Linked DNA regions of Homo sapiens: all the other regions are linked to region 5. A link is a contact called in ENCODE Hi-C or POLR2A ChIA-PET data. All regions are on one chromosome and are shown on one strand. Each heading gives the region's core, a stretch centred on a gene start or an enhancer-like site at or near the end of the contact. The rest is flanking DNA. Distances are from core to core; before and after follow the strand shown. Region 1 holds the start of CACUL1 (CDK2 associated cullin domain 1). Region 2 holds the start of FAM204A (family with sequence similarity 204 member A). Region 3 holds the start of NANOS1 (nanos C2HC-type zinc finger 1). Region 4 holds the start of BNIP3 (BCL2 interacting protein 3). Region 5 holds the start of EDRF1-DT (EDRF1 divergent transcript).

Region 1 (4,257 bases), core at 1,029-3,528, 7.0 Mb after region 5:
TATTCTTGATAGGAGTGTGTATTCTATGGTCATTAAGGCAATATTCTACACATATATATTAGATTAAGCTTGGTAATTGTGTTACTCAACTCTTCCAGTACCTTAAAGATTTTTTTGGTCCCCTCGGTCTATGTATTAGTTTCCTGTAATCAGTTGCTTAACAAATTATCACAATAGGTGGCTTAAAAAAACCGACATGAATTCTCAGTTCTGGCATCTAGAAGTCTGAAATCTACATGTTGGCAGGGTCACAATCCCTCCAGAGGCTCAAGAGGAAAATTTGTCTCTTCCAGCTTTGGGTGCTGTCAGCATTCCTTGACTTGGGAATGCCATCACTCCAATCTCTGCTTCTGTGGTTACATTACCTTCTCTTCTCTTCTACCTCTCTTTTATAAAGACACCTATCATTGGATTGATGGCCCACCTGGATAATCCAGGATGATCTTCTCATCTCAAGAACTTTAATTACATCTGCAAACGCCGTTTTTCCAAATAAGGTCATACTCGCAAGTTCTAGGAATTAGGATATGGACATATCTTGTGGGAGGCTGTATTCAACTCACTGCAATTAGAGAGGGAGTGAAAAATCACCTACTCTGATGGTAGATTTCTTTGTCTTCTTATACTTCTGTTCATTTTCGCTTCATATATTTTGTGGCCATATAGTCGCTATGATATAAATCCTTAGATATGTAAAGACTTGCTTTATGACACAGTATGTTAGAGACACTTTTTTGACTCTATCTTCCCTGTATATTGGACTTTTTTTTTAAATGTAAAGACCCTTCTTTATCCCATCGCACTCACCCAGCCATCTACCTAGAGTCTGTTGATGATAAACCATTAGTTGTTTGAAACAGAATTTGCCTTCCTTCTGCCTCTCTTTTTGCCACACATGTAATTCTAAGGTTTTATGTTTTCCCCTTCAGCATACCACTTAATTCTCTTTTTTTTTTTGGAGACAGTCTCACTCTGTCACCCAGGCTGGAGTGCAGTTGCGCGATCTCGGCTCACTGCAGCCTTGACCTCCAGGGCTCAAGTGATCCACCTAAGCCTCCAGAGTAGCTGGGACCACAGGCACACGCCACCATGCCAGGCTAATTTTGTTTTTAGAGGCGTGGTCTTGTTATGCTGGTCTGGCTGGTCTCGAATTCCTGGGCACAAGCGGGCCTCCCATCTCTGTCTCCTCAAGTGGTTGAATTACAGGCGTGAGCCACTGCGCCCAGCTCGCATTTTTTTTTTTTTTTTGAGATGGAGTCTCGCTCTGTTGCCCAGGCTGGAGTGCAGTGGCGCGATTTCGGCTCACTGCAACCTCTGCCTCCCGGGTTCAAGCAATTCTGCCTCAGCCTCCCGAGCAGCTAGCTGGGACAACAGGCACGTGCCACCACGCCCGGCTAACTTTTTTGTATTTTTAGTAGAAACGGGGTTTCCCGTGTTAGCCAGAATAGTGTCGATTTCCTGACCTCGTGATCCGCCCGCCTCAGCCTCCCAAAGTGCTGGGATTACAGGAGTAAGCCACCGCGCCCGGCCTGAGCCGGCATTTTTAAAAGTTGGGTTGCTGGCCTTAGTGCATACAAACGTAAAGGAATTTTAAAAACACATGAGTAACTCAAACGCATTTCTTTTTTGCGCCATCCTGCTATGTGTGATTCGGTTTTTATTCTCGATTTTGTGCGTGTGTGTCGCGACGGCTGGGGACCGACCCAAGAGCAGTCGGACCACGGGCCGCCCAGGGCGGTCTCATCCGTTTATAACCTGCGACCCCGGGGCCTCTTGTGGTCCCGTACCTCCGTCCCAAGCAAAAGCCGGGGCTCTCAGGCACTCAGAGGTGCGAAGGCCCCGTAGACTTGGAGGACGCGAGGAAAACACCTCCAATCACTCTGGCCAGTCCACAGCTACTGCCAAGACTGCTCCGCGCGCGTCCTCAGGAACCGGCGAGGGCCTCGTCGTCATGGTAACCAGATTGCGAACGCGCGTGCGCAAGACACACCTTTGTCACGTGAGGCCGGGCAGGGGGCGGGGCCGGCGAATGCCCGTCCCGACCCGTCGCGCCTCCCCTGTTAGCTCCCTGCCAGCCGAGGCGGGGCGAACCTCTGCCCTGTTGCGTGGGAGTGACTCACAGCTCCCGCCCCTTTTGGCTCCGCTTTCTCGCGGCCAGTCCCTCGCACCACGTGCCCTCCTGGCCGCGCCCCCAGCTGCCCTTTCCAACTGCCTGTTGGAAGCCGCTGTAAAACGTCGTGAGGAGCGCCGCTGCTTTACGGCTGCCTCTCCCAGACTAGAGCCCCGGAGCGCCCACCGCCGTCAGCCGCGTCTTCAAGCTAGTCGGCCCCGCGGAGAGCGAGAGACCCTGCGCACCGCAGCCCTCTCCGCTGCGCCCATTCCTGCCGCCGGCGATGTAACTCGGGGAGGCAGCGGTGCCCGCTGGCCCGGGGTTGAGACAGGCGGCAGGTGCCTGTGAGGCGGGCGGGTGCCGGGGGCCAGCAGGATGGAGGAAAGCATGGAAGAGGAGGAGGGGGGCAGCTACGAGGCGATGATGGACGACCAGAACCACAACAACTGGGAGGCTGCGGTGGACGGCTTCCGGCAGCCCCTGCCACCTCCGCCGCCCCCCTCGTCGATCCCGGCCCCTGCCCGAGAGCCTCCGGGGGGGCAGCTGCTGGCGGTGCCCGCGGTCTCCGTGGACAGGAAAGGCCCCAAGGAGGGGCTCCCGATGGGGCCGCAGCCACCGCCGGAGGCTAATGGGGTGATCATGATGTTGAAGAGCTGCGACGCGGCCGCCGCCGTGGCCAAGGCGGCCCCCGCCCCCACCGCCAGCTCCACCATCAACATCAACACCTCCACCTCCAAGTTCTGTGAGTCCAGCCTTTCCCTGCAGCCTTGGCTTTTCTCCACCTCACTCGGACGCCGAATCCACCCCCTCTTGGAGAAAGCTCCGCTTCCTTTGTTTCAGGCCTCGGTCTTTCCTCTTCTCCCCGTCCGCCTTCGCCTCCCTGCCTCCTTCCCCCTCACCGTCCCCTCCCCCTCATTTGGTGTCTGCGGCCAGCGCCTGAGCGGCCCTGGCTTCTTGTATTACCTGGCCTAGAGAGGCAGCCTGGTACACACGGAGCCCCAAGTTCGGTCAGTGCGATCCCTATCACAACTGGCAGTCTCTCAACATTGGGAAGCTCTTTTCGCACCCGTCTTCTCTTGAAGTTTCACCCTCAAAGTGAGGGGAAAATAAGGCTGCCTGAGTCTCGTTAGGGAAAGGCCTTCAGTCTTCTGCAGCCAGAGAGAGAAAAGAAATCTGGCAACTTGTGTTCTTGTGTTTTTGGCCAGGCTGTGTTAAACAAGTAAGGAATTTGAAAGTTGACCTATATCTACACCTTGTTCCTTCTCTACTGTGTTACACTTTTGCATCCTGCTAGGGAAATAATGAGTTGCTTTCCGATGCAGTGGCAGCTCCGACATCGTCTTGAAGCTAATAATGCATAAAATCACTTTTCAGAGCTTACACTCATAAGAATAAGCCTTTCAGGATGGGTTATGTCTTGTGTCCAAACCCAAGATTGGGTTGCATGTTGAACTTTATGTTAGTAGTCTGTCTTAACGCTCAATTGCACGCATTAAGATTTAAGACCAAAATCTGTTTTGTAATCCGAAACTGCCTCTGACCAGGATATATGTATGCTTCCATAGCTAGGAAAAGAATGTGCTTTTACTTTGGTTTGTGTGTATGTGTGCGTGGCGGTGGTGGTGGTGATAGGATGTTGAAAATGATTGTGACCATCACAGCCAGGTTTTTCTCTCCTATTATTAACTGCAAGTTTTGAGTGGCATCTGGTAAAGCAACTGGAGAGTTCATTTCTAGCTACTAATTTTATGAAGCTGTACTTGTCCAGTTAGCTGTGCAGAGAAAATATTTGCCTTGATGCAGATAGTCGGAATCTTACACACTGTGTGTGGGAACAGCGCGTAATTTTATTTGCCCCAAGATACTGCCTTAGTCAAAGACATTGATATGTACGTTTGGTAAGATTATATACGCTTTTTCTCCTTATTCATGATAATCATGTTTATATTGTATAGTTTGTGTGTTGAAGGCTGTGTTGTGGAACCAGACCTCCTGTAGAGTGGCAGAATGACTTCACCTGAGTCACGAAGGAAGATTGCCTTAGTAAAGTTCCTTTGAAGAGTTCAAAAAAGAGCATAAAGTTAGGAACAGAAATCAGTAAAATTGAGAACAAAAGGATTTGTCACACCAAAAGATTATTTTTGTGA
Region 2 (3,984 bases), core at 120-2,619, 7.4 Mb after region 5:
TCTTCTGGAAGATGTTGGAGGTGAGGTGGTTTAGTGGATAGTTAATAGGCTTAACCATCTGTTGATGTGAAATTGAGATATATTACTGAGTGCAATGCAAAATTTTATACACATTTAGCTTGCTTTGAAGAAAGACATTATTGGTAATGTTAACAGCAAAAAACAGCTGAGATTGAAAATTAGCGTGGGCTAGGTAACATGTTAAAGTCTTTATGTGTACAGTAGCCTCCCTTATCCGCAGGGAATACCTTCCAAGACTCCCCGGTAGATGCCTGAATCCTGGAATAATGGCGAACCCCACATATAGTTTTTCAATCTGATAACCAAGATGGCTACTAAGTGACTAAGAACCTGGTAGCCTAACAGCATGCATGGACAAAGCGATGATTCACACTGCAGATTTCATCAGGATATCCAGAATGGGCTTGCAATGAAACATTTGAATTGCTTATTTCTGGAATTTTTTACTTAATGTGTTTGGACCTTGGTTGACCCCAGGTAACTGAAATCAGGCTAAGAGAAGCCACAGATGAGGGAAGCCTACTGTATTTTCTTTTCTTTTCTTTTTTTGAAATAGGGTCTGGTTCTGTTGCCCAGGCTTTTCTTATATAATCATCACAAAATTAGCAAATAGGTACACTTAATGTTATTCTTATTATAAAACAGTATTTCGGAAAATGCAAATATTTCTAAAATAGCCCTATTCCCATCCCTATCCATAGGGTATTTTATCCTCTTCGCAGTGCTTTTCTCTCTCTTTTTTTTCCCCTTATTTTCTATGTTCCCCAAGCACCCCCTTCTGGGCATAACACAGTGCCTGCCACAAATAAGAAAAAAAGAAGTTCGGTAAACTTTTGGTCCAGTCAGTGAAGCACCTTGGACCCCATCACCAGACGGTAGGCGCCAAGAGAGCAAGAGTCAGCATGTTTTCTGCTAACCAGAGATTAGCACGATGCCTGGTACAAAGTAGGCGCCCAATAAATAGGTGAAGAAAGAAAAAAAATTAAAAAAAAGGAAGAGAGTGAGGGGAAAGGATGAATGAATGAAGACGTTTGCAGAGGGGCCTAGAAAGAAAGCACTCTGCAAGATTCTCCCTCCTGGTGGCATCAACTCTCAGTTCAAGGTCTATGTCAGCCCTTTCCTTGCCCAGACGCATTGGCCTACAGCAGGGAATGAAGAAAGAACAAAGTCTTTAAAAATGTTCAGAAGAAAGAGAAAACGGCAAGATAAAAGAGAGAAAAAAAAGAAAGAAAGGAACCACCTCCTTCGGGCGGACTAAAAAGGGAAGCCCCAGGAGGCCGGTTGCTAAGGCGACCCTAGGGCCAGAACGGCCCCAGCCCATTGGTTGAGACGCAGGAGCCAATGAGAAGGCGCGATGTTGACGGGGTCCTAAGATGGCTGCTGGGCGACCACTTCCTGACAGGTGAGTACGGCTTATGGAGGGTTGGTTACCCGCCGGTTCGGGCTCCGGCATGATGAGTCTGGGAGGGCCTCTTGTGGGCAGCCGAGGGAGGCGGCATGGGCGGCCTCATAGCTCCTCGGCCGAGCCTCCCGGAGCAGGCTAGAAAAGCCCCCGGCCCGGGGCCGCGGAAGCGACGGCGGGGCCGCCCTCAGCCTTCCTCGAAAGGGGCGTCGCAGCGGCCTCCCCAGCCTGTTATGTGGAGGGGGTTCTCCGTCCCACCCAGGTCAAAGTGAGAGGGGATTGAGGAGGCTGTCGATAGGGAAAACAGGCTCACGTTTACAGTTGCTGTATTCCGGAAAACAGCTCCAGTTAATGGGACTGCCAGCAGGCTAGACATCCTTCGCCGGAATGTGCAGCGCTTAGTTCTGTGCCCGGGAGGGGCTTCTCTCTCTTTTGGGATTGGAGTGTGGCATTGCCGCCAGAAAGCCTGCAGAATTCCGGGTTGTGCAGCCAAGCAGGAACGGTGTACCTTTCTAGACCCATCCTCTTGCAATCTTGGACCCTGTAAGTATTCTCACAGCGGAATCGACTTAAAATGAGCCTTGAACTGTTAACTTGGTTTATTGTCTTTCCATGCAGGATCTTGGGTCTGGGAAAATGTTTTCCAGGCCTCAAGTAAACGAACACTCTCTTTAATTAAAACAGTTGAATACATGCAAAATCTTGCTAAATAAGTAGTTTTTCTGGATTCGCTCTCAGGCCTGTAATTCAGTTGTCCTTTCTGTACCTTTTTTGAGAAAAGGAACACATTCATTTCATAAAAGTAAATAGGATATTTACGTTAATGTTGATGTTAACATGCTTGAAAATAGTAACTATTTTTAAGTCACAGACTCTGATTATGATGTAAATTACAATCTTCAGATTGTTAAATAATTGTGGCTTATAATTAGTATACAAGTGAAATTAATTTTAGATCAGACGAAGTTCAGGCTTCTGGAATTATTTCTAATCAAATACAAAATATAGGAAATAAGACAGCCTTATACGATGAAAATGGAATTTAAATTCTGGAATAGAGATGGAAAACATTTACCCATCGAGCTGCTCAAATATATCTTTTGGGTTTTGATTATAAGCAGCTGTCTGGTTGTCCAGAAAATATGACATTATTACTCAAACCTCTGACTGTGACTTTGACTTTGATGTATGCAACTTAGTATAGCATCTTGCATAGCTTTCTGTACTCAAAAAGTACAGAAAAAAATTCTTAACCAAATTTAACAAGTCTGTAATTATAGGCTAAGATCATTCTCAGCCCCAGTCGCAAATCCTTGTCCCCGCTTACAACTCTGCTCTGTAAAATTCATAATCTAAAGCCATGGGGCTATTTTTGTAAAACAAATGGATCAGAATGCATTAGGCAAGTCAGTTATCCCATCTGTAAATTGGGGGCGGGGCGGGTAGGGGAGGGGCTGATATAGATAGTAATTCCTAGTGGAAGGGTTGTTGTGAAGATTAGTGGAAAACCAAGGCCTGCCACACTGTTTGTATGCCATGTGCAGCAGTGACTTGCTTTGTTTCCCCTTTCTGGTTCTAGTGTTTCCTGTTGTAACTAGGGTTCCTTCCCCTTCTCAGTGTCCTGAAGTGTACAGAGTTTCTCTGAAAACATCCTCTTGGCTGAGTTGCTAGGTAGAGGAGAGAAACCTTATCTACTGGATACTGGGCTCTAATCAGGATTGCAGTGCTAGAGAGAATGGAGTGATACATCCAGGAGTGAGGTGACTCTGGGCATTTAGGGCACTTATAATATCAAAATCATAAAGAGGCATTTTAGAGCTGTAAGACATCTCAGAGATCATTTGATCAAACCTTTATTTTATAGCTTAAGAATGGAGGCCCAGACAAATGCAGTGGCTTTCTCCTAATTATGTTGCTCAGGACTAGAAACCATTTTCCAACTTTGAAGACTTTTTCCCCCTGTAACCAGTGCACAATCTAGAACGGTTTTTATTATAATTTGATTTCTCCCTGGCTGCTTTATTTTGAAAGATTGTGTCTACTCAACCTTATTTATGAATGTTTTTTTCTGATAAAAATCAGACCTATAACTACCAGTGAACCTCTGATTAACATGTGAAAAATAGTGCTTCACTAAATTGGTCTTTTCCTGTAATGATGAATGGTACAGTCTTACTGAGGGGAAAAATAAAATAGTTTGGGCTTTTTGAAATTAGCTTAGAGACTCCTGTTACTATATTCATACTTAGATTAGGAACCACTGAACTGTACCCTGTTTTTGATTCATTGTTATCTGACCAAGTATGCTAAATAATAACGATGGGTGGTTTTCAAGGGCAAACAAACAAACAAACAAGAAACCCTAGTTATTCAGACTAGGACAGTATATAAATATTTTCAGTTCATGGCAAATTGTGTTAGCCCAGGACTAAAGATGTGTTCTGCATAGTACACACAGAATGTCTTGAGGATAATTGTGGGATGGAATAAATCTTAACTCTAGAGGTGGAGGGTGTGTAAAATGAAGAAAGTGATATTCAAAACCATAGAGAGAAAAAGGA
Region 3 (4,103 bases), core at 1,117-3,616, 6.7 Mb after region 5:
GATGAGTTCATCTTAATTCACTTCCATTTTTTGCCTTCTATTGCCTTGCTTGGCAGGTAGCTGCATTCCATAGTGTGGCATTCAGTATGGTGGATTTAAAAGTGAGGGTGGGAGGGTAAAGTAGGGGTTAGGAACTTTTGCCCAAGGATCAGGTTTAGTCTTGCTTATGGGTAAACTGGTGGGGTTCCGGAAACCGACATGGGTCTTCCAGTAGGAGTGGGAACACATGAAGGACCCCCAACAATTCCTTTAATTAGTGCTTATTCTAGTTTGAGCACTGCCTGTATTAAAGTCAGACGCAGCCCACGGTGGAACCTTCTTGAATACGAGTTAATACACGAATAGCTCAGAGCTAGAGATCCATCTTCTATTTGTTTGACAGGCAACAGCTGGAATGGGCTTTCCTCCACTAGGAACCCTGAAATTGAGTAATCTAGGGTGAATTAATACTGCTGTCTTCCCTTCCTCCCTTTGATCTTAATATCATAAACGTTTTTAAAGAACTGGAAGAGGGTGAGTGTGTAGAGAAAATGCCAAGTAGGAAAGTTACAGGTGAGATTAATGAATTCATACTGTTACTGTATAAATACACAATTTTTTTAAACAGCACCATTTCCAAGTTATACACAATATGATTATGACTTGGCACAACTTTTAAAGGTGGAAAAGGCTAGTTGCTAGTTCAGTAATAAAATACCTGGTACATAGAACGATAAGGAGCTGTATTCTACCTGCTACACATTGTGCATTTTACACCTCCAGCTAGGACAGAAACAAGCCACAAGCGGGGAATACCCGCCCAAATTAATACTGGAAAGTTTACAAAACCTTCACTTCTCATAAGGGTGATGCTACCAGCGGCTTGCTTCACCTGGAATTAGAGTAACTGATTTTTAAAGACAACTGAGAATATTAACTCGCTTCAAACAATAAAATAGTCATTTTGCCGACATTTCATAAAATCGCCAGTTTTAAGCTCAGTTCAGAGGCTTTTAAAAAAATATTCTAGACCTAGTAAAGTGCCTCCATTCATAAAATGAAACATCCAAGATTGAGACAATTTCATACTGATGCGCATCTAAAATAGGTCGACGTATACAGTAAATAAACAGCGCCTCTAAGTTGCCATATTTCAGTTAGTGGAATACACACCCAGCCTTCGCCGTTCTGGATGTGCAAACTAGAAACTGAAGACAAATGGGGATTTCAGCGTCTAGTCCCAATCGTTCAGCACGGAAGTACTCCACACGGTCGGCTGCTTTTCAAAAACCACCAGGACGACGTCCCATGTCGAGCCGACCGCTGAGCCGCACGCCTCCCCACGGCGGGGGCGAGATGGTGCGCAGACCTAGCGGTGCGAGGGGCGGCGGCGACCCTGGGCGGCCGGGAGCCCGGGCCTTCAGCGCAGCTTCTTGCCAGGCGGGCCGTCCCTGGCGCTGCGGGGCGGCGGGCGGGCGGGCGGCGGCGGCACTTTGGAGAGCGGGCAGTACTTGATGGTGTGCGCGTTGTCGCCGCTGGCGCCGCACAGGGGACACGTGTAGCGGCGCAGCACGGGACACAGCACTCGCCCGTCGGGGCCCTTGAGGATATGGGTGGTGTAGAGCGCCATCGCCTCCTTGTTGTTCCGGCAGAACACGCACACCTGCAGCTCGGGCTTCAGCAGCCGGGCGGCCGCCGCCCCGGAGGCCGCGTGCAGCCGGGGCTCGGCCGCCCACGCCGGGGCCCGCTCCTCGCGCGGCGTCGCCTCGCTGGTGGTGGTGGCGGCGGCGGCGGCGGCGGGCGCGCAGCCCAGCAGCACGGCGGCGGCACGACCCGCGAACGGGCTCAGCTCGGCGAAGCGCTCCTCCAGCAGCCCGGCCTCGGCGGGGCCCGCGCACAGCTCCAGCGCGCGCAATTCCAGCGCGCTCCCCAGGTAGCGGCCCCGGGACCCCGGCTCGTCGCTGTCGTCGTCGTCGTCCTCGTCGTAGTCGGGCGGCCCCAGCGCCGGCCCCAGCGCCCCAGGCCCGGCCCCCGTGTGGGGGGAGCAGCAGGACGACGAGGAGGAGGAGGGCGGGGAGCCGCCGCCGCCGTTCCCACCGCGGGCGCAGCCGAAGCGCGGCTCGCCGTCCACCGCTTTGGTGATGAGCGTGGCGAGCCCCAGGTAGTCGTTCCAGGAGCTGAAGGGCTGCGGGTGCGCCGGGCCCGGGGCGCTCACGTAGCGGGCGCTGGGCACGAGCGCCATGGGCGGGGGGGCGCGGCCGCGGCGGGGCGAGCGGGGCGCCCAGGGGAAAGCCTCCATGGGCGGGCTGCGGGCCGCGCGCCGCCTCCCCGCCGCCGGCGCGGGCCGGACGGAAGGGACACGCCGAGCCTGCCCGCCGGCCTGCCGCGGGGTGGGGCCGCCGCGCCGCCTTTTATCGGGCCCACTCCTCCCCGCCCCCCGGCCTCGCCGCCGCGGCCCTGCCCCCTGCGTTCCCCCGCCCCGGCCACCTCGCCCGCGCCCCGGACGGAGGCGGAGCGGAGGCGGGCTGGCTGTGTGCGCGCTCCGCTCCAGCCCGCGCGGCTCCCGCGCCCCGCGCGCTGCGCCAGCCTCGCCAGCTGTCGGGCGGCCTTCATTCCGGGAGGGGGCGGGCGAGGCGCCGCCTCGAGCCGTGGCGCTCATTGGCTGCAGACCAGAGCCCCCCGGCGCCTCGGGCGCCGCTCCGGACGCTGATTGGTGGGAACACGGGGAGGGGGCGTGTTCTCCGCGCAGCTGGGAGGTGAGGAGAAAGTAGGGGAGAGAAGGGCCGGGAAGGGAGGGCCGCTGGGGCCCGCATTCGAGCGCCGGGCCTGGGCTTGGAGCAGGTGACCAGGCCTGGGTCTCCTCGGCCTGGTGGTGAGGCCCCCCGAGGACAGGGGTCAGGGTGGCCACAGGTTTACGCCCCCACCTCCCAGCCTTTAATGGCCCTAGGCCCTAATCCTGAGAATCCCCGCTATCCACCCCCTTCTCACCAACATCAGCATGAAAAGCTGGACGCGTTGGAAGGATGCAGCTCTCCCATCACAGCCGCCCAACCAGCCAGTGGCTTCCGTTTGCACCGCGCGTTGGAGCGCTTTCCCCTGGGCGAAATCCATACAAACCCTGAGGTTCGGGGAGGCTGTGGTTCCTGCCGCGGTAAGAGCGGAGGGACGCAGGACTTTCCGGCTGCACGCAGCAGCCTTCCTCCCAACAGGTGCTCAGGGACTTCAGCCAATGGGTGGCCGATAGCCGGTTACTTAGGTCGGGGTTGGGGCTGGGCCGGAAAATCTCATGGCTGGAGAGCCTAGGACAGTGACTGGGATGTGTGTGTGTGTGTGTACCCCCTCGCCCCAGAGGCCTGAGTCAAAATGTGGGTTGTATGTGCAGTTTGAAAAACAACGTGTATTCAATGTTATATTTTGTCTTCCTTCCTTCCTTCCTTCCTTCCTTCCTTCCTTCCTTCCTTCCTTCCTTCCTTCCTTCTTTCCTTCCTTCTTTCCTTCCTTCCTTCCTTCCTTCTTTCCCTCCTTCCTTTTCTTTCTTTTTTTTTCTTTTCTTTCCGCATCCCGGGTTCAAGCAATTCTCCTGCCTCAGCCTTCCAAGCAGCTGGGATTACAGATGCCCGCCACCATGCCGGGCTAATTTTTTGTATTTTAGTAGAGACGGGGTTTCACTATGTTGGCCAGGCTTGTCTTGAACTCCAGACCTCGCGATCCGCCTGCCTTGGCCTCCCAAAGTGTTGGTGTTACAGGCGTGAGCCACCGCGTCTGGCCTCTTTCTTTCTTTCTCACTCTTTCTTTTTTCTTCTTGATTTTTCTTTTTTCTTTTTTTTTTTTCTTGAGACAGGGTCTCACTATGTTGCCTAGGCTGGTCTTGAACACCTGGCCTCAAGCGATCTTCCTGCCTTGGCCTCCCAAAGTGCTGGGATTACAGACATGAGCCACCACACCTGGCCTCAACATTATAATTAAATACTTTGAAATGAATAAAACATGTTGTGTAAAAGCCATGGAGAATAAGAGCCAGAAGATGAGTTTTGATTAGGAAGATGGCAGGTGGTCTTACACTTCCCAACTTTTTTAAAAATTGAAAGTAGGAAAGGCTTTAGATACTGAGGGCTCTTCTAGGA
Region 4 (3,817 bases), core at 1,302-3,801, 6.3 Mb before region 5:
CTGGCACTAATGACACGGATGGCTTAGGGCAAGCTTTGTCAGACCACTTATGGTCAGAGTCTTCCACCGACATTAGTAAAATATATTCAGCCACTTTCATTAAAGTGGAAGTAAACCTGATTAATCCTTTACCCAATATCAGACAATATCCTCTAAGGCCTGAAGCAAATGAAGGAATAAGATCCGTAACAAAAGACTATATTAAAAGGGGTCTAATTATTCCTTGCGCCAGCATGTAATACTCCAATCCTTCTTGTAAGGAAGCCGAATGGGAAGAGCTGGTATTCTGTACAAGATTTGAGAACCGTCATCAACACTGTGATCCCCAGACATCTGGTAGTACCAAAGCCCCATCCTCTTTCGGCAGCTGGAAGTGAGACACTGTGACTCATTTATGTAGTGCCTTCTTTAGTATTCCAGTGGACCTAGAGTCAGTATTTGTTTGCTTTTACTTGGGATGACTGCGAGCATATCTGGCCTATCAGGAAATATTGCTGATGAAACTGCTGCCTCCATCACAGCCCAACAAAAAGCTACTGACTCACTGGCTAAGGCTGCACTGGACGACTGCATTGCTTTCGATTATTAGCTGAGCAAGCAAGTCTATGTATGGTGGCAAATACCTCTTGATGTGCATAAACCCTTTCCACGAAGTAGAAACTCATATGGGAAAAAGTACAAGCCACTAGGCTACACTATTCTGAACAATTCTCCATTTGATTTTCTTCGTAATACTTTTAGTTGACTCCCTCGAATAGGTTCCGTTTTTCATTCTGGCATACACATTCTCTTTTTCATTGTAATCCTTATGTGCACCGTACTTGGTAACATTTTTGTTTTAATAGAGATGGAGTCTTTCTGTGTTGCCAGGTTGGTCTTGAACTATCAGGCTCAAGTGACCCTCCTGCCTTGGGCTCCCCAAATGCTGGGATTACACACAAGAACCACTGCCTGGCCAGCACTACAGTTCTACTATCGAAATTATTAATGCTATGCTATGTATCTCTGGCGGTTTTTTTTTTTTTTTTTTTGAGACAGGGTCTCACACTGTTGCCCAGGCTGGAGGGTAGTGGCCTGATCATGGCTCACTGTAGCCCCTACCTCCTGGGCTCAAGGAATCCTCCCACAGCAGGTGCCACCATACCCAGCTAAGTTTTTTGTATTTTTTTAGGGGAGAGAAAGCGTTTCGCCATATTGCCCAGACTGGTCTCCAACTCCTGGGCTCCAGCGATCCTCCTGCCTCGGCCTCCCAAAGTGCTGAGATGAAAGACATGCGCCCCACACTGGCCTCTGGATGTTTGTTACTCCTGAGAAAACTAAAATCATGGCACTCCAAAGACTAGAGACGATTCAACAGGCAAGAGCAGGGATGAAATGCACGCAGCGACTGAGGTCTGGCTTCGCGGCTCTGTGACCCCGGTTCAGCTTCTGAGCGCCTGGTTCCTTGGCGGGACGCCTCCTCCTTTCCCGCAAGACCAGACACGACTGTCTGGGAAGCAGCGTTTCTGGGGCGCACCTTGACACTTGGATTTGGATCAACAATGCTTTCAAGAAGAAAGACTTTTGATCAAAAGCGGGAAATGAGAAAGCGACTTTCCTCTGAAAAGTGCCTCCCAGTCCCGAGGCTGCGAGGCCCCCACGCCAGGCTGGCTCCCACGGAAGCCGGGCACCCACCCGGCCCGACCAAGCGCCACTCCGCCCCGTGGACGGGGCGTCCCACCCCGGGGACGCCCGCCCCACACCGCGTTTGCACCCCGGAGGCCCCTTGCCGCAGAGGCGGACGGCGCGCCTCTCCCGGGCCCCTGGGGTCCGCGCCTCCCTCGGGCAGACTCTTTCGACTCTGCTCGAGCCTCCGCTTCTTCCTGCGGGCGGACGCCCCGGACACAACGGGCCCCGCTGTTCACGCAGGGGCGCCCCGGCGGGGCGGGCAAAGACCCGGGGACGCGGTCCCGTCCCGAGACGCTCAGCTCCGGCCCACCGCTCGCAGCTCCCGCCCCGGGCGCAGGTCCCGACCCCACGGGCCGTCTCGGAGCCGCAGCGGCCGCTTCCCTGCACGTCCTCACGCCCCCCGCACGGACGCCGCCAGCCCCGCGCCTCAGTTTCCCCACTAGCAGGATGGAAAGACGGGCCCCGCCCCGAAGCGTAGCGGCGTCTCCGTGGTAGCCAGTGCCCAGAGAGTCCGCCGGTCCCACCGCCCCTTCAAAGGAGAACCCGGCCCACCGCCCGCCGCGGCGGCGACCGCGCAGCCCACTCGTCACGCGGCCCGCGGCGTCCAGCCCGGGCCGGCTCACCTCAGGCGGTCGCTGCCGCCCTCGCGCCTGCGCGCCCCTCGCCCCGCCCCTCTCCCCGCCCGCGTCCCGCGCACCGCAGGCCTCTGCCCCTCGCCCACCGCAGGACCCGCCCCGCGCACGCGCCGCACGTGCCACACGCACCCCACGCCCCTGCGCACGCGCAGGCCCCAAGTCGCGGCCAATGGGCGACGCGGCCGCAGATCCGCCCGGCCCCGCCCTGCCCTGTGAGTTCCTCCGGCCGGGCTGCGGGGCTCCGCTCAGTCCGGGAGCGCAGCTGGGCCGCGGCGCTCCGACCTCCGCTTTCCCACCGCCCGCAGCTGAAGCACATCCCGCAGCCCGGCGCGGACTCCGATCGCCGCAGTTGCCCTCTGGCGCCATGTCGCAGAACGGAGCGCCCGGGATGCAGGAGGAGAGCCTGCAGGGTGAGGCGGAGGAGGCGGCGCGGGAGCCGAGGGGGCGCGGGGGGGAAGCCTGGGGAAGGCCAAGAGGGCGCCAAGGGGAGGTTGCCGGGGAGGCCTAGGGGGCATCGCGGGCCGGGCGAGGCTGCGCCATCCTCCCCTTCCGTACCCACCCCTCCTGCGGGCATGCGGAGCCCGGGGCGTGGGGACCCCGCGTACTGCCCGGGGTTCGCGGCCTCGCCACTCGGGCGGGGGTTGGCTTGGACCCGGGTCGGACCGCACGGGAAAGCCCCGATTCTCCAGCTCCGCGCGAGCTAGAATTCCACCTGGAGGTGAATCTGCGTCTCGCAGTTGGACCGAACAGCCTCAAAGTCCACGTTGCCCTCCGCGGTCTGTAGTTCAGACCAGTATTGGTTTTAATGACCAAACACCAAGGCGTGGCAAGTGGCCTGTTATGAGCTTTAATTTTGTTATTAATGTTTATATCCATGGTGACTGTTAGGATTTCCTCAAGGGTGAACGCGGAGATGGGAGGGGGTTACAGCGTTTTTAAAATATGGCATTAAATGGGCATGTTCCAATTTCACTAGAGGGTCGTTCCAAAACAAAGCTTTAAATGACTTACGGGTTAAGAAAACACAAGCAAAAGGACGCTGCCCGTGCAGCACTCAGTCGTTACAGCCTGCCTAATGCCCGAGTAGAGGCTCGCTGTGTGCCCTTGGCTAGATTCGCAAGACCATCCGTTCACGCAGCGGGAAACGCAGGCCCGGGGTGCAGGACTTGCCCCACGCACAGCCGGGTGGCGTGGAGACCCACCCCACCCGGTGGGTCCGCGTCAGAGTCCAGACGAGCCTTTGCTCAGGGAAGCGGGCACTGAAGCCGCCTTCCCAGGGTCCCTAGGGCCAAAGCCTCGGAGGAGGGACCTGGTGGCAGCTGACCTTTGTGTTCTTTGAAGCCAGAGTTTACTAAGCAAAATTAGCATGTAAATAAGCTTGGGAAAGGACTGCTGAAACCTCTGACAGTGAACTTTTAATCTTCATTGAGAGTTTTTAAAACCATATATTCACATAAATTTAGTGAGTTGCTAATTTTATTACAAAAAAAAAGATTTTACTAGGCAGGACTTAG
Region 5 (4,234 bases), core at 502-3,001:
GGCTCTTCACTTCATTGCCTCCAAGAAATAAAGCTGATCCCTAATTAACACATTGGGTGAAACTTTAATGAAAATTACTAAGAACGAAAAATCTCACCTTTATAAAAAGAAAACAAGAACCTGTCACACCAGGCTTCACAAGGAACGTATGCCACATGTTACTAACAGCACTTAATAAATTTGAGCATAAATGGTAACATTTACTTAGTTCTTTTACACCAACTTCAAAGAAAAAAGATGAGTCAAGGAGTATGATGGTTATGGTTATCAGCTAGAAAATGGACCACCCACATCTCTTTTAAAATGTATTCATGTAAAGTGGAGAAGCAGAAACCAAGGAGACTCAATGGTATCATGTTAACTAGATGCAAACTTTAGTAAAGCCTATTTTCAGTATTAAAGATGTATTTTAATTCTTTTTTTTTTTTTTTTTGAGACGCAGTCTTGCTTTGTCGCCCAGGCTAGGGTGCAGTGGAGCAATCATGGCTCACTGCAACCTCGGCTTCTGGGGTTTACGCCATTCTCCTGCCTCAGCCTCCCTAGTAGCTGGAATTACAGGCGTGCACTACCACGTCCGGCTAATTTTTGTATTTTTAGTAGAGACAGGGTTTTGCCATGTTGGCCAGGCTGGTCTCGAACTCCCCGACCTCAGGTGATCCACCCACCTCGGCCTCCCAAAGTGCTAGGATTACAGGCGTGAGCCACCGCGCCCGGCCAAAGATGTATTTTAATTTTAATAACACATCATTCATAAAATAGTCTGGTAGAACATTTGGGCTTTTTGTTTTAATGCAAATATTTAGTAATCGATGCATCGGTTCATGCATGCATGCATGGTTCAAATACTCTTGAGTCTCTAACTTCATAGAAAGGCATTGGGGGTTCGTTCCTCACAGCCTGCACTTGCACACTCCCAAAGCAAGTTCGGCGTCTGGGTTCAATATTCTAACCTTTCACGCAGTACCTCTTCTGCATGGCAAACATTTTACACCCTTTGTGAATTAGTTCGGTCTCATTCTCGGCGAGTCACTACCTGGCACCGTTTCTTCCCTCCTGCTTTGCACGACTGTGCCACGTTTTGGAACGACATATTTACATGTACCCTCCTTGAGAGGAAAGATCGTATCTAATTCACCTGTCGGCTACCAGAACTGCTTTTAATACGAATACCTGCCGACTGGAGCATGGACTTCAACTCCCTGTTTTGGGGGTGTCAGGGAAACATGGAGAAGCCTCCAGAATCTGCCGGGAACCGTGGCATCCCTCCCCGGTGGAGCGGGTCCTCCGCTCCCACATCCCTGGCAGGTCCCCCTCCGCGGAGGACTCACCTGTGCAGAAGATTCCTCGGATTCTCCCTGGGACAGGAGGCTGAGCCCTCCTCGAGCGGCGGCCCCGGCCGGCGGACCCTCGGCTCCGGCCTCCTTGGCATCCCCCATCACTTCGATCCAGGGCAGGCGATACGACGGGGGAGCGGAGGAGCAGCAGCAGCAACGCAGGCCCAAAGCAGGGTAAGCGCCAGAGACGCTCCGCGGACCGCACTTCCGGTCTCTGCCAGGAAGAAGTAGCTGTGACTCGCCATTAAATCTCGCGATCTTTGTCCCGAAGGCCCGGCCCCGCCTCCCGCTGCGGGTGCCACCTTCGCGGCCAGGGCGGGAATTGTAGTGCGCCTGCGCTTGTCCGAACCTCTTCGGGAGACTACTTCTCGCGGTATCTGACTCCTAGGCTCCGCCCTCTGCACGCCGCTCACGGTATCTGACGCTCAGGCTCCGCCCCCTGCATGTCTTTGTTGGCAAACAGTTCTGGGGGTCGTCCGATCCTGCAGGTAGTGTCCGCGTGGGAGGGGAGGTGCAGCCGTCAGCGCTGCCGGCGGCTCCCGTTACGTGAATTAGTGAGAGGTTCAAACTTCTTCCCCAGGCTTCAGTGTCACATCTTTTCACACGGGCACCCCGAGGGCCCGGACTGGAAAGGCGAGCCAGCCATCTCGAGACTGGGCGCTCCTGCCCGCCTTTTAGTGCCCATGTGGCCCCATCCTGGGTGTGGGAGCGGCGGGGCTTCCGGGGAGGGCGCTGGGACGCGCGGACGAGGCCCTCCCCGTTTAGGGAATGGGTGGCTTTCGGAGTCTTCTGGGGGCCCGGCATGCCCGCTGCTTGCGGGGCGTCCCAGGTGGTGCAGGACCCGTGAGACGCTGAACCTGGGGCCTCGTAACGCCTAGGTTTCCATTCGGGCGCTCTGGATGGGTCCGAGACTCGGCATTTCTCACAGGTTCCCAGGAAACGATGCCAGCGCTTTGAGTAGCGAAGAGGTGGAGAAATAGCCCGGGCCGTTTGCAAGCTTTGAAGGTCCAGGCTCTCTTTCACACTCCTCAGTGTCATCTCAAACTGTCAAACGCAGCCACATCCGTTATACAATACATGTTTTGTAGTAAAAGTGTTTTGTTGTGCCGTAAGATACAGAAAGTGTTTTTAAAAATTAACTTGGCTCTTGCAATTTGGCTGTCTCAATTTGTAATTCACGTTTGGCTCTTACAACTCACTGTCCTGTCCGTTTTCAGGAATGCTCCTGATGAGTAAGCATTCAACTCACAAATTGCTTTCAAATGTAACAAAACAATTTTATGAATTAAATTTAACAGGCCGGGCGCGGTGGCTCACGCCTTTAATCCCTGCACTTTGGGAGGCCGAGGTGGGCAGATTGCCTGAGGTCAGGAGATCGAGACCAGCCTGACGAACAGGGTGAAACCCCATCTCTACTAAAAATACAAAAATTAGCCAGATGTGGTGGTGGGCGCCTGTAATCCCAGCTACTAGGGAGGCTGAGGCAGGAGAATCGCTTGAACCTGGGAGGCAGAGGTTGCAGTGAGCAGAGATGGCAACACTGCGCTCCAGCCTGGGCGATAGTGAGACTCTGTCTTAAAAAAATAATAATAGTGAATTAAATTTAACAGTTAATTTGATATAATAGTGTATTTTGTAGACATTTACTTCAACATGTATTGATTTTGATTTTTATCATTTCATTTGAATATTGCAGCCAATAATTCTTTTTTGGTTTTTGCAAGTTATGCATTGTTTTTTATGGTGAAAAGTTGAACATAATATCTAACACTAGGAGGAGGATAGTCAAATTTGGTTTTGGTAGAAAATAAACCCTGTGCAACCATAAACTTGTTTTTCAGGAATATTTAAGAACATTTAAATTGCATATCATATAATGTTAAGTGATAAGTGAAATTTTAAAAAGCCAATATGCAGCCTAGCGCGGTGGCTCACGCCTGTAATCCCAGCACTTTGGGAGGCAGATGCGGGTGGATCACGAGGTCAGGAGATCGAGACCATCCTGGCTAACACGGTGAAACCCCGTCTCTACTAAAAATACAAAAACAAAATTAGCCAGGTTTGGTGGCAGGCACCTGTAGTCCCAGCTACTCAGGAGCCTGAGGCGGGAGAATGGTGTGAACCCAGGAGACGGAGCTGGCAGTGAGCCGAGATTGCACCACTGCACTCCAGCCTGGGCAGCAGAGCGAGACTCCGTATAAAAAAAAAAAAGCCAATGTGCAATATGATCTTAATTTTAAAAACGTCTCCATTTCTGTCTCTGTGTCCACAAAACAGACCTCTGAGCCGTAAAATGAAGTGATTTAAAATTTATTCTTTACATTTATTGATTTGCATATATTGAACTAGCCTTGCATCCCAGGGATGAAGCCCACTTGATCATGGTGGATAAGCTTTTTGATGTGCTGCTGGATTCGGTTTGCCAGTATTTTATTGAGGATTTTTGCATCAATGTTCATCAAGGATATTGGTCTAAAATTCTCTTTTTTGGTTGTGCCTCTGCCCGGCTCTGGTATCAGGATGATGCTGGCCTCATAAAATGAGTTGGGAGGATTCCCTCTTTTTCTATTGATTGGAATAGTTTCAGAAGGAATGGTACCAGTTCTTCCTTGTACCTCTGGTAGAATTCGGCTGTGAATCCATCTGGTCCTGGACTCTTTTTGGTTGGTAAGCTATTGATTATTGCCACAATTTCAGAGCCTGTTATAGGTCTATTCAGAGATTCAACTTCTTCCTAGTTTAGTCTTGGGAGGGTGTATGTGTCGAGGAATTTATCCATTTCTTCTAGATTTTCTAGTTTATTTGCATAGAGGTGTTTGTAGTATTCTCTGATGGTAGTTTGTATTTCTGTGGGATCGGTGGTGATATCCCCTTTATCATTTTTTATTGCATCTATTTGA

What was found. Hi-C counts contacts between places; a loop is a spot of excess contacts on that map. ChIA-PET counts read pairs that join two places held with the same protein, here RNA polymerase II (POLR2A). Pooled maps may share reads with other maps.
Region 1: a map of naive thymus-derived CD4-positive, alpha-beta T cell shows a loop between it and region 5 (12-fold over the local background). The contact joins the promoter of CACUL1 here to the promoter of EDRF1-DT in region 5. A Hi-C loop is called at or near these places in 2 of 168 maps with a recorded cell type or tissue (CD8-positive, alpha-beta T cell and naive thymus-derived CD4-positive, alpha-beta T cell), 1 of 37 single-sample maps with no recorded cell type and 9 of 50 pooled maps.
Region 2: a map of CD8-positive, alpha-beta T cell shows a loop between it and region 5 (31-fold over the local background). The contact joins the promoter of FAM204A here to the promoter of EDRF1-DT in region 5. A Hi-C loop is called at or near these places in 2 of 168 maps with a recorded cell type or tissue (CD8-positive, alpha-beta T cell and naive thymus-derived CD4-positive, alpha-beta T cell) and 9 of 50 pooled maps.
Region 3: a pooled map shows a loop between it and region 5 (6-fold over the local background). The contact joins the promoter of NANOS1 here to the promoter of EDRF1-DT in region 5. A Hi-C loop is called at or near these places in 2 of 37 single-sample maps with no recorded cell type and 5 of 50 pooled maps. POLR2A ChIA-PET finds 5 or more read pairs at or near these places in 1 of 52 experiments (activated CD4-positive, alpha-beta T cell).
Region 4: a loop to region 5 is called in a pooled map, with 22 times the contacts of the local background. The contact joins the promoter of BNIP3 here to the promoter of EDRF1-DT in region 5. A Hi-C loop is called at or near these places in 6 of 50 pooled maps.

What each region holds. Positions count from the first base shown.
Region 1 is chr10:118,752,991-118,757,247 of GRCh38, reverse strand. It overlaps CACUL1 (CDK2 associated cullin domain 1), which reads left to right and starts at 2,278. Exons shown (of 9, transcript NM_153810.5): 1 at 2,278-2,852. The coding sequence starts at 2,486. RefSeq lists enhancers at 1,917-2,211, 2,210-2,349.
Region 2 is chr10:118,339,709-118,343,692 of GRCh38, reverse strand. It overlaps FAM204A (family with sequence similarity 204 member A), which reads left to right and starts at 1,369. Exons shown (of 9, transcript NM_022063.3): 1 at 1,369-1,423; 2 at 1,766-1,966. RefSeq lists enhancers at 1,209-1,428, 1,065-1,564.
Region 3 is chr10:119,027,977-119,032,079 of GRCh38, reverse strand. It overlaps NANOS1 (nanos C2HC-type zinc finger 1), which reads right to left and starts at 2,366. Exons shown (of 1, transcript NM_199461.4): 1 at 1-2,366. The coding sequence starts at 2,278. The coding sequence ends at 1,400. LINC03036 (long intergenic non-protein coding RNA 3036) reads left to right here and starts at 2,509. Exons shown (of 4, transcript NR_186540.1): 1 at 2,509-2,735. RefSeq lists silencers at 1,295-1,594, 1,965-2,174, 2,295-2,764 and an enhancer at 2,589-3,089.
Region 4 is chr10:131,980,657-131,984,473 of GRCh38, reverse strand. It overlaps BNIP3 (BCL2 interacting protein 3), which reads left to right and starts at 2,551. Exons shown (of 6, transcript NM_004052.4): 1 at 2,551-2,713. The coding sequence starts at 2,668. RefSeq lists silencers at 1,881-2,000, 2,041-2,230, 2,281-2,580, 2,811-3,040 and an enhancer at 2,448-3,372.
Region 5 is chr10:125,717,010-125,721,243 of GRCh38, reverse strand. It overlaps EDRF1-DT (EDRF1 divergent transcript), which reads left to right and starts at 1,751. Exons shown (of 5, transcript NR_033847.1): 1 at 1,751-1,822. It overlaps EDRF1 (erythroid differentiation regulatory factor 1), which reads right to left and starts at 1,535. Exons shown (of 25, transcript NM_001202438.2): 1 at 1,329-1,535; 2 at 1-40. The coding sequence starts at 1,436. RefSeq lists enhancers at 652-1,634, 1,750-1,829, 2,310-2,419.